Regions from separate parts of the Homo sapiens genome. Here region 2 is linked to region 1. A link is a loop called in an ENCODE intact Hi-C map of the cell type or tissue named here. Cell type or tissue: MCF 10A. All regions are shown on one strand.

The links. Hi-C counts contacts between places; a loop is a spot of excess contacts. Peaks named below come from ENCODE experiments on the same cell type or tissue, not always from the same donor. Only the 100,000 strongest peaks of a DNase experiment are listed, where the experiment ranks them.
Region 2: a loop joins it to region 1, with 10 times the contacts of the local background. A loop is called at or near these places in 16 of 110 quality-filtered maps.

Annotation. Positions count from the first base shown.
Region 1 is chr9:6,352,186-6,356,185 of GRCh38, reverse strand. No RefSeq gene overlaps it. Among named protein-coding and RNA genes, the nearest start is that of TPD52L3, 26 kb to the right of the region's middle. In MCF 10A, a CTCF peak has its summit at 1,885 (motif pointing left); a DNase peak (open chromatin) is centred at 1,885.
Region 2 is chr9:6,737,902-6,741,901 of GRCh38, reverse strand. It overlaps a transcript of KDM4C not described here. Among named protein-coding and RNA genes, the nearest start is that of KDM4C, 18 kb to the left of the region's middle. In MCF 10A, a CTCF peak has its summit at 2,473 (motif pointing right); no DNase peak of the experiment used is centred here.

The DNA of each region.
Region 1 (4,000 bases):
TTCTTACATGTGAAAATGTTTGTTACTGAAGTGTCATATGAAAAAGCCTGTTTTCAAATCATGATGTAGTTTCTTTTTTTCAGAAAAACTTGCAGTGTGGAAATATTCTCATGTACTAGAAATTGATTCCATTGTTTTGCTAAGGGCCTCCCAAAAAGGATAAATATGATTTGGTGGCCTAGCTTGCATATAAACAATGAGCTAGAGCTCACTTAGTAATGGCATCTTTTCAGGGTTAACTAGACTTTCAGCTTCACTGAGAAGACTGCATGAGTCATTTTCTCTCTGTTTCACGTGCTCTTTCACACAGTTATGCTAAAGCAGCTAAAATGCAGTTTAATAATTTGAATTTAGACAAACTTAACTCTCTGAACTTCAGTAAAGTGTATTTGTATCAGATATGCTTTAGTTTTCATGATCAAAAAGCCCAAAGAAGCTAAAATTAAACTTCCTTCCGACTTTTACTCATTCCTTTACATTTCTAAGCAAGTGAGACTCAAAATCATGGCTTTGATTCTATAGGAATCAGTGAATGTGCCAGCCAGAGGCCTCAGAATTCTTTAAAACCTGACCAGAAGGAAGGGAACGTATTTCTTGATCTCCAGAATGATCAAAAGGCAATATGAAAAGCTCTCAAGCAAAAAGGATACAAAATTATTCCTTGTCTTATGAATCTAACAGGTCCAAAAGATGTCAATACATCTTCCTCCCTCATTTGAGGGTTACACAAGCAGTCCCCATGTCAGAATGGCAGAATTCCAGCGGTTCGTTTGCAGAAGTAAGTTCTGTGGGACTCAGGATGCGTTCTCCATAGTAACCACATTATGTCTGCCTGGTGGTTAGCTAGGTTTAATCCATAATCCTCTGAAGTAGAGTTCCAGAATTACAGGACTTGACCACCTCATTTTTTTTTTTTTTTTTTTGAGATGGAGTCTTGCTCTGTCACCAAGGCTGGAGTGCAGTGGCACGATCTCGGCTCACTGCAACCTCCATCTCCTGGGTTCAAGCAATTCTTCTGCCTCAGCCTCCCCAGTAGCTGAGATTACAGGTGTGTACCACCATGCCTAGCTAATTTTTGTATTTTTAGAAGAGACGGGGTTTCACCATGTTGGCCAGGCTGGTCTTGAACTCCTGACCTTGTGATCCACCCGCCTCGGCCTCCCAAACTGCTGGGATTACAGGCTTGAGCCACTGCACCTGGCCCATGAAGAGTATTTTTATAGGAAGATGTGTGGGACCAGCTAAGGATGCCAGGCATGGGGGAATCTTCCTTTCCCCAACTTCCCTCATTTCTGAGCCTCTGTAGCCTAGGGCAGAAAATTCTCCCTAGAAGATGATTGGGAGGAAGGTAATGAGATGTGGAGCTGGAGGCCTTCAGAGTTTGGGAGTTGGAGGATGCCACCTCGTGAGAAGCTGTGAGTCTTTCTTGATCAGCTTGGGCAGCTCCTGGCTTACTTCCTTTCTTTTCATCTGCTGACCCTCAACATTGATCCTCTTGCTTCTCCCTTCACTGCCACAAACAACCTCTTCCTTGAGAGAAGCATTTTTCTCTTCTCATTTTAGATCAGAATAGAGTCCCCTCTACTTGCCTGGCTTGGAAGTAAATACATGGATTTAGTCCCATACTCTATGGAGTTAAAAAATTTCCCTGACCCTTTTCTTGTATTGCAAATTATTTCTACAGGTAAGGTTTAAGCCCTCATTAATGGCAAATATTTTTCAACTTAAGGAACTGGTGTAAAATTCATCCACATTTCAGGGGGAATCCTAGATTTAGGCTTTCATAAACATTTCTTCAAGAGTTGTGGCTGATGGAGGTATGGGGGTGAAGAACATCACAATGAAGTTTGTGTAGTGCAGAATAGTGTAAAATGACCATGTGAGTAGCACCCCCTTGTGTTGAAGAAGAGGTGTGAGTGTGGGAGGTTGCTGGAAGAAGGGGTGTATTACAGATATTCTTTTTATTCCTTTTCGCTAAATCCCTTCCTGCAGGGGCAGGAGCCCGGGATGCAGGGTTGGGCTGCTCAGAGACTGCTGAGTAAAGTAATTCAAGAGACAGTACCTCGGAGTAAAAACCACAACTAAGATGCCATCAAAAGGGACCATGGAGAGAGGTGAAATTCAAGTGGCAAAGGGATGGACAGTAGGGGAAGGTTGGCCCAAGCAAGAGATTTCCAGTGGAGTCTGAAGAGACTCCTTGAGCTGTCACCTGGAAGAGCACGCTAAGGATTTTCTTTTCTAAAACTCTGAAGTTCTAGAAGGGAAGGAAACTTTTTTTTTTCTTTTAGAGATGGGGTGTCACTCTGTCACCCAGGCTGGAATGCAGTGGTGCAATCATAACCCACTGAAGCCTCGAACTTGAACTGAGGCTCAAGCAATCCTCCCACCTCAGCCTCCCTGGTAGCTGGGACCACAGGCATGTGCCACCATACCCAGCTAATTTTTGTTTTTTATAGAGACAGGGTCTTGCTATGTTGCCCAGGCTGGTTTTCAGCTCCTGGGCTTAAGCGGTTGTTCTGCCTCAGCTTCCCAAAGCACTGGAATTATAGGCATGAGCCACTATGCTCAGGCAGAAGGAAACTTTTGAAGGAGCTGAGTAGACTTGCGTATCTTTCCTTAGATCACCATCAATCCTGCCTGGGCTAAGGTCAAAAGAGTGTCAGAACAGAATACTTTAAAGCATTCTGGAGGCAACACCTGAGCAGGTGAGGTGAGCAGAGGATTAAGAGCCAGGAGGCTGGCCGGGCGTGGTGGCTCACGCCTGTAATCCCAGCACTTTGGGAGGCCGAGGTGGATGGATCACGAGGTCAGGAGATCGAGACCATCCTGGCTAACAAGGTGAAACCCCGTCTCTACTAAAAATACAAAAAATTAGCCGGGCGTGGTGGCGGGCGCCTGTAGTCCTAGCTACTCGGGAGGCTGAGGTAAGATGGCGTGAACCCGGGAGGTGGAGGTTGCAGTGAGCCGAGACCGCCACTGCACTCCAGCCTGGGTGACAGAGCGAGACTCCATCTCAAAAAAAGAAAGAAAAAAAAAAAGAGCCACGAGGCTTAACAACCAGATCTATGGCAGAATTAGTCTTTGGCTTCCTTCATGCTCTTCAGTTTTTAGCGTCTTAAGATGCCTTCTTGGTTTGGATGAATTTGCCTTTCTGACTCCAGCTACCCTGATCTTTTGTTGAAGCTGTAATTTGTCATCATGCTTACCCCATTTCTAAGCATAAGCCAGGTCCCTCTTCTTGGCTCAGCCCTGCCTCCTTCCTGTCCCATGGAGTTTGGTCTGAGGAAGACTCAGTCAATTCCTGAGCTTTCTTTCTTCTTGTCATTTATTTATTGATCACTTGCTGTGTGTCGGATACTGCACTGAATGCTGGGGATTAGGGATTCAACATATAAATTTGGGGAGGGACGTAATTTATTCCATACAGATGTGAGGGAATTAGCTATATGGATATCCGAAGGAAGAACATTTATTTTAATCACATACAAAAATAATTAGAACCTCCATTGCCTTTCAGACAAGGCCCAGGTCGATTAGTTGGTTGGAGGGTCAGGTGTTATAAATATGCCATATAATGGATAAGGAGGGTGGTGGTCTATATTCAGAATCCTTGTTCAAACCCCATTTCTGCCACTTATTAGCAGTGTGTTTTTGGGAAAGTTACTTTACCTCATAGGGAAGGAAAAATATCTTTCCTTCTACCTATTTTAGGTTCATGGCTAAGGTCCCTGTAACAACATGCAGATTAATAAGAGAAAAGCCCGCAAATTTATTTAATGTAAGTTTTACATGACTTGGAGACTTCATACAGAAATAAAAATCTGAAGAAACCATTAAACCTGAGGGTTGTGTGTGGGTTTTTTTTAATGCTAGGTTTGATGAAGAATGGGTAGTTGTGGAGAAATATGACAGGAAAAAGGGTGTGATCTAATGGTAATAAACTGGGAGAAACTTAGCAAGTCCTTGGAATCTTAACAAGTCAGATTCTTCTCTGTGACCC
Region 2 (4,000 bases), 390 kb before region 1:
GTGTGTGTGTAACAACATTTTAAAATGCTTAACAGGCCAGGCATGATGGCTCACGTGGATAATCCCAGCACTTTGGGAGACCAAGGCAGGTGAATCCCTTGAGACCAGGAGTTCAAAATCAGCCTGGGAAACATAGTTAGACCCTGTCTCTATTATTTTTAAAAAGTAAAAAAAAAAAGTGCTGAATAAAAAGTGTCACCAAAAGACAAAAAAAAAAAAAAAAAAGAGCTGCCACCTCAAAATTCAATGAAAATATTCTTCAGGAATAAAGATGAAATAAAGACATGCTTAGATACAAGGAAACTAAGAGAATGTGTTGCAAACAAAACTCCTCTGAATAAATTGCCATAAGTTCAGATATAAGAGAAATTACATCAGAAGGAAGCTAGGAACATAAGAAATGAATGAAGAACAATAAAAAGGCTAAATACCCGAGTAAATAGCATGTACCCGGGTAAATAGAATATTCTTTTCCTCTTGAGTTTTTGTTTTTGTTTTTTGTTTTTTGAGATAGAGTCTCGCTCTGTTGCCCAGGCTGGAGTGCAGTGTCGCAATCTCTGCCCACTGCAACCTCCGCCTCCCTAGTTCAAGCGATTCTGCTGCCTCAGCCTCCTGAGTAGCTGGGACTACACGCACGCACCACCACCTTGGCTAATTTTTGTATTTTTAGTAGAGATGGGTTTTCACCATGTTGGCCAGGATGCTCCCATTCTCCTGACCTCATGATCTACTCGCCTCAGCCTCCCAAAATGCTGGGATTACAGGTGTGAGCCACTGTGCCTGGCCTGAGTTTTTAAAAATATATTTCATAGTTGAAAACAAAAATTAAGGTAGACGGATCATGAGGTCAGGAGTTTGAGACCAGCCTGGCCAACATAGTGAAACCCTATCTCTACTAAAAATACAAAAATTAGCCAGGCATGGTGGCATGCGTCTGTAGTCCCAGCTACTCAGGAGACTGAGGCAGAATCACTTGAACCTGGGAGGCAGAGTTTGTGGTGAGCCGAGATCCTCCCACTGCAATCCAACTTGGACAACAGAGTGAGACTCCGTCTCAAAAAAAAAGAAAATAATTATACTACTGGCTGGATACAGTGGCTCATGCCTGTAATCCCAGCACTTTGGGAGGCTGAGGTGGGCGAATCACTTGGGGTCAGGAGTTCGAGACCAGCCAGGCCAACATAGTGAATCCCCATCTCTACTAAAAATAGAAAAATTTGCTGGATGTGGTGGCGCGCGCCTGTAATCCCAGCTACTCCGGAGGCTGAGGCAGGAGAATCGCTTGAACCCAGGAGATGGAGGTTGCAGTGAGCCAAGATCGTGCCACTGCACTAGATCCTGGGCAACAGAGCAAGACTTCATCTCAAGGATAAATAAATAAAAATTAGGCCGGGTGAAAGGCCAGGCGCAGTGGCTCACGCCTGTAATCCCAGCACTTTGGGAGGCCGAGGTGGGCGGATCACAAGGTCAGGAGATCAAGACCATCCTGGCTAACACGGTGAAACCCCATCTCTACTAAAAATACAAAAAATTAGCCAGGTGGGGTGACGGGCGCCTGTAGTCTCAGCTGCTAGGGAGGCTGAGGCAGGAGAATGGCGTGAACCCGGGAGGCGGAGCTTGCAGTGAGACGAGATTGCATCACTGCACTCCAGCCTGGGCAACAGAGCAAGACTCTGTCTCAAAAAAACAAAACAAAACAAAACAAAAAATTAGGCTGGGTGTGGTGTCGCACACCTGTAATTCCAGCACTTTGGGAGGCCAAGGCAGGCAGATCACCTGAGGTCAAGAGATCGAGGCCATCCTGGCCAAAATGGTGAAATCCCGTCTCTACTAAAAATACAAAAATTAGCTGAGTGTGGTGGCGCGCGCCTGTAGTCCCAGCTGCTTGGGAGACTGAGGCAGGAGAATCACTTGAACCCACGAGGCAGAAGTTTCAGTGAGCCAAGATCACACCACTGCACTCCAGCCTGGCAACAGAGTGAGACTCCGTCTCAAAAATAAATAAATAAAAATAAATAATAAAAATTAATTATGAGATAGCTTTTACTTTGCTATTTATTCATTTTTATTTATTTTAGAGATGGGGGTCATGCTATGTTGCCCAGGGCAGTCTCGAACTCCTAGCAATCCTTCCTCCTTGGTCTCCCAAAGTGCTGGGATTACAATTGTGAGCCACATTCCTTCCAGCTTACTGGGCTATTTAAAGGTTTCTAATACTACCATATCCTGCTGATCAAAAGCTCTAACTTGCAAAAAAAAAAAAAAAAATCTACCCTGCATATCAATATACTCATATCTATCTATCTAGCTATCTAAAACTGTGAGTAAAACCAAATGGGTAACCACATTTAATGCTACTTTACTGGATAATGTTATTTGATGCTGAGAAGTTTTAAACCTGGTGTCCAGGAGTGAAGCCTTAGTGTAAACACATGATTGTGTCCAGTGATTTGTCATTTTACAAATCCCACACTAGATGGCAGATTTTAAACAGGATTTTCTGGGTCACAAATTAATTAGGAAAAAAATGGCTAGGCACGGTGGCTCACACCTGTGATCCCAGCACTTTGGGAGGTGCAGGGGGACAGGTCACCTGAGGACAGGAGTTCAAGACCAGCCTGGCCAACATGGTGAAACCCCATATCTACTAAAAATACAAAAATTAGCTGGGCATGGATGTGGGCGCCTGTAATCCCAGCTACTCGGGAAGCTGAGGCACAAGAATCGCTTGAACCCAGGAGGCAGAGGTTGCAGTGAGCAGAGATTTCACCACTGCACTCCAATTTAGGTGACAGAGTGAGACTCTGTCTCAAAATAATAATAATTAGGAATATCTACATATAGATCTGCAAAGGAAAAAATCCGGATGTGGAGGCTCATGCCCGTAATCCCAGCACTTTGGGAGGCTCAGGTGGGAGGCTGAGGTGGGAGAATAAATTGAGCCCAGGATTTCGAGACCAGCCAGGGCAAACATGGGGAAACCCCATCTCTACAAAAAATATAGAAATTAGCTGGGCGGCCAGGCGTGATAGCTCATGCCTGTAATCCCAGCACTTTGGTGGATCACCTGAGGTCAGGAGTTCAAGACCAGCCTGGCCATCACGGTGAAACCCTGTCTCTCAAAAAAAAAAAATGAAAAGAAAAGAAAAGAAAAATTAGTTGGGCGTGGTGGCATGCCCCTGTAATCCTAGCTACCCAAGAGGCTGAAGCAGGAGAATTGCTTGAACCAAGATCATGCCACTGCACTCCAGCCTTGGTGACAGAGCGAGACTCTGTCTTGAAATAAGTAAATGAATAAATTAGCTGGGCGTGGTGGTGCCCACCTGTGGTCCCAGCTACTCCAGGGTGCTGAGGCAGGAGGATCACCTGAGCCTTGGGAGGTCGAGACTCCAGTGACCTCTGATCTTGCCATTGCCCTCCAGCTTGGGGGACAGAGTGAGGACCTGTCGCCCAAGCTGGAGTACAGTGGCATGGTTTCTGCTAACTGCAACCTTCGCCTCCCAGGTTCAAGCGATTCTCCTGCCTCAGCCTCCCGAGTAGCTGGGATTACAGCATGTGCCACCATGCCCTTCTAATTTTGTATTTTTAGTAGAGACGGGGTTTCTCCATGTTGGTCAGGCCAGTCTCAAACTCCTGACCTCAGCTGATCCATCTGCCTCGGCCTCCCAAAGTGCTGGGATTACAGGTGTGAGCCACCAGGCCCGGCCAGCATCTGTTTTTTAGTTTAGTTTAGTTTAGTTTAGTTTAGTTTAGTTTAGTTTAGTTTTTGAGAGGGAGTTTTGGTCTTGTTGCCCAGGCTGGAGTGCAATGGTGTGATCTCCCTCACTGCAACCTCTGCCTCCCGGGTTCAAGTGATTCTCATGCCCCAGCCTCCTGAGTAGCTAGAATTACAGGCACCTGCCACCATGCCCAGCAAATTGTTGGTATTTTTAGTAGAGATGGGGTTTTGCCACGTTAGCCAGGCTCCGAACTCCTGAACTCAGGTGATCCACCTGCTTCG